Linked DNA regions of Homo sapiens: region 1 is linked to region 2. A link is a loop called in an ENCODE intact Hi-C map of the cell type or tissue named here. Cell type or tissue: A673. All regions are shown on one strand. Links, peaks and the distances in the headings refer to the core of each region. The heading gives the core; the rest is flanking DNA. Region 1 overlaps ALDH1L1-AS2 (ALDH1L1 antisense RNA 2). Region 2 overlaps LOC107986124 (a long non-coding RNA gene).

Evidence for each region. Peaks named below come from ENCODE experiments on the same cell type or tissue, not always from the same donor. Only the 100,000 strongest peaks of a DNase experiment are listed, where the experiment ranks them.
Region 1: a loop joins it to region 2, with 6 times the contacts of the local background. A loop is called at or near these places in 1 of 110 quality-filtered maps.

The regions. Positions count from the first base shown.
Region 1 is chr3:126,207,088-126,209,999 of GRCh38, forward strand. It overlaps ALDH1L1-AS2 (ALDH1L1 antisense RNA 2), which reads left to right. Exons shown (of 2, transcript NR_046383.1): 2 at 1,239-2,912. Among named protein-coding and RNA genes, the nearest start is that of ALDH1L1, 28 kb to the left of the region's middle. RefSeq lists an enhancer at 1,042-2,241. In A673, for the core only: no CTCF peak of the experiment used is centred there; DNase peaks (open chromatin) are centred at 1,364 and 1,724; H3K27ac peaks cover 2,500 bases.
Region 2 is chr3:126,286,619-126,289,530 of GRCh38, forward strand. LOC107986124 (a long non-coding RNA gene) reads left to right here. Exons shown (of 3, transcript XR_001740882.2): 3 at 1,395-2,912. It also overlaps a transcript of KLF15 not described here. Among named protein-coding and RNA genes, the nearest start is that of KLF15, 69 kb to the right of the region's middle. RefSeq lists enhancers at 1,378-1,923, 1,924-2,468. In A673, for the core only: no CTCF peak of the experiment used is centred there; DNase peaks (open chromatin) are centred at 1,113 and 1,873; H3K4me3 peaks cover 2,129 bases; H3K27ac peaks cover 2,500 bases.

The DNA of each region.
Region 1 (2,912 bases), core at 183-2,682, 79 kb before region 2:
TGTAAGCAAGACTCTGTCTCACAAAAAACAAAATAAAACAAAAAAACAAAACAAAACAAAAACACCATCCCAACACAGAGTGGCTTAAAATAATGGTTCATTATGATGTAATGGCCCTGTGGACTGGGTGCGGTAGTTCTTTCTTAGGTTTCTTATGTGTGGTAGTCAGTTTCTGGCTGCGGCTGCACACCACCTGAAGGCTCAGCTGGGCCGGATGTCCAAAATGGCCGAGTCGCACAGTGAGCAGTGGATTCTGACTGTCACCTGGAGCCTCAGTGGGGGCTCTTCACTGGAGCACTCACATATGGCATCTCCACATGGCTTGGGATTCTCACAGCCTGACAGCTAAATTCCAGGAGGGAACATTATCAAGAGATCCAGGCATCTTACAAGCCCAGCCTCAGAAGTCCTAGAATGTTACTTCCATCACAATCCATTGGTTAAGCAAGTCACTAAGGTTAGTCCAGACTTTGTTAGTAAGACAAAGGCAAGATTCCAGTACTTGGTGTAAGAATCATCCAGCACATACAGGGAGGAAAGAAATTGATGGTGACTGTCTTTGGAGACTATCCATACCAAGCTTTAAAAATCATCACCTGGTTCCGCAAGCTCTTTTCCTTGGCCATGAGGCCAGCGTGTCCCAGGTAAGGGCCGCTAGAACTCAATGGACTGATTCGTTCATTCGGGCATGCATTTTAAGTTAATAAACACTTACTGAGTCTCCACTGAGTGCATACATGATGGAATCAAACCAAACCAAGGCCCTCTTCAGCTATACCCATGTCTGGGGCACAGGAGGGATAGTGGGGGCAGGCTGTGCTTGTTAGGCAGATGAGTTCAGAACTACAGAGTGATGCAAATATTAACACCTATGTAGCACTTACTGTATGCCAAGTATTACCATTTTACATACTTTACACATTGTGCTTTACAGCAGAACCTGAGAAACACGCTCATCAAGTCCAGGAAATAAATAGAGGTATCAGCTGTCACTTTTTTATTGTAAAATTTTTTAGTAGTGCAATAAAATAAAAACAAAATAGAATACATAATTATTAAGAGAGAAGACATAAAACATTACTATTTTCAGATACAATGATTTTGATCTGCAGAAGTCTCAAGAGAATAAACAGAAAAATTCCTAAAATTAGTAAGTAAAGCCCTAGCTCCATCACGTACAAGCCTTATGAGCTTAGGTCACTCACTTCCTGTCTCTTCTCTCATCTGAACCTCTGTAGGGCCCTGGAAATGGGGGATCTCCTGCCTTGACAGCTCATCAGTACGTGTGAAAAGCCAACAAGAGTGGATATGATAGGAACTGCAATCACACAGCACTTTGGAGAATGTGAAGATTGGTGCTCACAGCAGAAGTTAACACACTGATGCTGTGATCACTGTTCAGTAGGTGGAATGGTCCTTAGTGATCCTTGAAGAGTAGCTGCAACTGGAAGACACAGAATGGAGAGGGTGGATCATGCAAATGAAAAGATGGGCTCCAACATTCAGCGGAAGGAATTTATGGTTGGTTCCCCCGTTTTTTTGTTGGCGGTGGTGGTTTATTTTCATTCCCCATGCCCGGTCCTTCTGATGGCACTCACTGATTTGGCTCTAGGGCACAAGTCTATGTTGCATGCAGTCCTGGTGTAACAATCAATTGAGGCATTTCCTGGGCGAGGAGCTGGGACACGGGCCAAGCCAATCAGACTCTGGTTCCCCCAGGACGCTGAGTCATAGTGGAGCCATGCCAAGACGGAAACAGCTGACCTGCTGTGCTGCTGCCATGGCTCCCTGAGGAGTGTCCCTCAGTTCCTAAGAGGGGACTGTCTGCACGCTGGCTCTTATGGGTTGATTTTGCACTTTTTCTTTGATTCTGAGAGCTACCCACATCCTCTCCAATTCTTGCTCCAGTCAACCAGACACAGTTTCTATTGCTTGCGGTGGAAGACATGCCCATGCAGAAGGCGTCAAGGCTCTTGGGAAGATGGGGAGTGGCATGTGTTCTCATGGTGTTCACAGCTGCACATGGGAAACACCTCATTGCCTTCGCACAACAAACCCAAGAGGGAGGGGGTTCCTTCCCCAATTCTGCAAATGGAAAAACTGAGGCTCAGAGGGGAAATTGATCTCTCAGTGTCACAGCCAATGAATGACAGAGGGAAAGTTGTGGTCCAGGGCTGAGTCCGGGTTCCACAGTGTGTAGATGAATTTCTTCAACCCCTTCATCATGTGACAAGAGCCACAAGGTCTCCAGGCCTCCTGGACATGACAGGTGTTTGCTCACAAACTGAAACTTTCTCTGCTGGGTCACACCCTCCTCGCCCATCCCTACTCTTGGTGCAGGGCATGAGCTGGACCCTGGAAGACCAATGGGTATTCAACTTTCAGAAAGCCTTGGCGAGGTCTAGTGATGAAATAATTTTGTCATTTGGAATGCTGACAAAAAAAATTTGAATTTTTCGGCCATAGTTTCATTTCCATAAATCACTTCATTCTTATCCTAATCCTTCCCCAACTGTTTGTCAAAATTCCCATCAAATATTTTTCCACTTGGAAGACTGATTTTTAACACTCATACCCCACCCCCACCAGGCCACGGTGTGGACATTTTTCATTCCTAAAGTCAGGAGGCCAGAGACATTTCCAAGAGAGATCAAAGCACTTGCTGGCCACGTTGGAAAATGAGAAGGGAGGATAAGGGTGTGAAGGGGCATCCTGCCTCCAGGAGGGACCCCCTCCAAGTGAGTTAAGAGATGTGGGCCAGGAGGGCTGAGCAGTAGCATCCACTGGGAAGCCCTGGGCTCCAGGCCCAGCCCTGTAGCTGCCTCACTGGACAAGCCCTTCCAGCTGGCCTCGGAGGACATGGACCATCTTCCCGGGTTTGGCTGTGTATCCCAGTAGCACCATGGAGTAGC
Region 2 (2,912 bases), core at 105-2,604:
GAGGTTGTGGAGACCTAGGTTTTATGACACAGATGAAGCCTCCAAGTAGCAGCCTTCAGAGAGAATTGGTAAATATTTCTCATCAGACACTAAGGTCTATGTTGATGTTAACATTGGTCACCTTTTCCTGAATTCCAAAAGAGAGGCAGGTATAAAGAGGCATGTCCCACCACCCCTCTTCCCATCATGGCCTAAACAAGTTTTTCAGGTTAACTTTGGAATACCTTTGGCCAAGAGGAGGGTTCCATTCAGATGGTTGGGGGGAGCCTTAGAATTTAATTTTTGGTTTACATTTGCTTTGCTATGATTCTGAGACTTGCACCTAAGTGAGATTTCTTTTCCAGTGTTTTTTTTATATCTTGAGTTAATTTTAGTACTTGACATTTATTTTATTTTTTTAAGAGTCGAGGTCTCCCTATGTTGCCCAGGCTGGTCTCAAACTCCTAGGCTCAAGGGATGCTCCTGCCTCTCCCTCCCAAAGTGCTGGGATTACAGGCCATCACCCCTGGCCTGACATTTCTTTTAAAAATTATGTATTGCTTTAAGATGTTTAAGCATATTAGCTCAGCATTCTGTACTGTATTTGTCCCACTTTAAAAATTTTCCTTCTGGTCCATTTTGCACTATGCCTACGGCATGTTTTCCATAGCATTAGCCTCCCCCCACCCCCCCGGCCCCAATAGAGCCAAAACAGCTACCAGTGTCCCCTGGGAGTCAGGGATGGCCTGGGCTGGTTCAGGGGACTGTAGCTGGAGCCCCTGGCTGGCTGTGTGATTCTGCCCAGTCCCCCGCTCCCTGTCCGGGCCCTCTGTTCTCTCCTTACGGTGGGGAGAGGTCTGAATGAGGCCCCAGCTCACGCACTCCATTATCTTGAGGCTGCTCCCACCCCCAGGCCCGAGGGAGACAGAGGCCTTTTGAGCTGGGGCTGGCAGGCGAGGCTGGAGTCCCAGGGCTACCAGAGCGTTGCGGAGGGAATGCTTTGAAGAGGCCCCGCCCTTCCTGGGGCTGCGGCTCAGCTCCGGCCTCCCTCACCCGGCAGGGATTCCCGTTCTAGGGAACATGTGGTTCGTGCCAGCCAGTTGATGTGGGCGCTTTCTTCTGCCCCTACTCCCGGCTGTCCGCTTCCTCCCCAGCCCCCTCCTGTGAGCTCTGGGAGCTACAGAATAAGGACACTCCTTGGCCCCAAGCCAGCCCCAGCTTGCTCGGGAGCCTGGGTTTCCCCCTCCGTCCCCATCACCGCGAGGGTCTGTGCATGGGAATCTGCTCCAGAGGCTCCCTCAGGCGCCGCGCCGCGGGGATACGCCTTTCACCGCCCCAGCAATTGGAGCGCTGAGTCGAAGTCCTGATTCCACGATAGGCGGATGAAGCCCTAACGCTGAAATTCTTTCCTCTAGGTCTTTGGCAGCGGCTGGGGCCAAAGCCCGGGCAAGACCAACGCCTTCGGCACCCGGACTCAGGCTCCGTCCTCTCTGCCAGCGTGCGGCTACAATGACTCGACATGGCAGGTGGGCAAGCACAGCACGCCCCAACAGACATGCTTTATTTAATATGTACTAAAAATACAGCAGGCCTGTGAAACCCACAGGTGCAATTGCTTAAAATGAGGCTAAGGTAGACGTGTGAATGGTTAATAATGAGTTGATTAAAATATTCAGAAATCATCTACTGGAGACGGGCAAACTGCAAAATGGTAGCATGGGAGCAACTGATGTTCGAGAAAGCCCAGGCTCCGGCAAGCCGTGGGTTTGAATTTACACATGCGCACATAATGGGTATGAATAAACCTTTCTTCAAAAAAACCAGATCAAGTCAAGGCAGTTATTTGCTGTGGGCAGGTGCCAAGGCTGGCTGCTTCAGTCCCCACGCGAGTCGCCCCCGAGCCTGCTTCTGCAGCCCAGCCTGGAAAGTGCAAGGCACTTGGAAAGGAGCCACGCCCAACGCCCTGTACCAGCGGCCTCCCGGACACCAACAGCGTCCTCTGCGCCTGCTGCAGCTTGTCCCTTAGTCCTCCCTGGACAGAGGGCGTGAAGTTGGCTGCGCCAACAGGACGCGGCCCGCTCACTTCGGGGCTCATTGTCCTGGACACACAGTCAGGGCTGGACGCCTCCAGCAGCCCCACGCTTCACCCCAAGGTCCGCAAACCTGACAACTTCGGAGGTAGGGATATCTTGACACAGTCTGAAAACAAACCATTTAAAACTTTTTTTCTCAAAAAATTAAAATAATTTTTTTCTGCTTACAAAATCTATAAATTCAGTTCAATATCAATGAAAATCGCAACAGGATGTTGACACTTGAGAAGCTGATTTGAAAGTTCATCTGAAAGAGAAAATATATAGGAATCCTGAAGATGATTTCGAAAACCTCCAAAAAGACTTCAGTAATTCACACAGAAAATCCAGAAACAGATTCATGTTTATGGGGAAATTTAGTATTTGATACAGGAGACCTTTCAAAGCCAAGCTGGAAAGATGGAAGGTCAACAGAGGCTTTGGGGAAAACTCACTATCCATTTTGAAACCAATGTTAGAATCTTCTTACCATTTGCAAGAATAAACTCCAGGTGTATTAAAGAGCTAAACATTTAAAAAATCTATAAAAGTTTTAAAGCCAAATATGGAAGAATATTTTTAAAATCCTATGGTGAAGAAGGCTTTTACTAAGCAGCAAACAAAACCTGGAAACCGTAAAGGAAATGACTGACAGATTTGAATATTGCAAGAACTAAATGAATGCCTCCTTAAACAAATTAAAGGACAAATTCCAGGCAGGGAGAAAATAGTTTACAATAGAAGTAATGTGCCAATGGTTAATATCTGTGTTGCATAAACATGTCTTTCCAATCAATAAGAAAAGAGTAGGAAATGGGTAAGGATTTAACAGGCAATTCACAGAAGACAAAGTAACCGGCC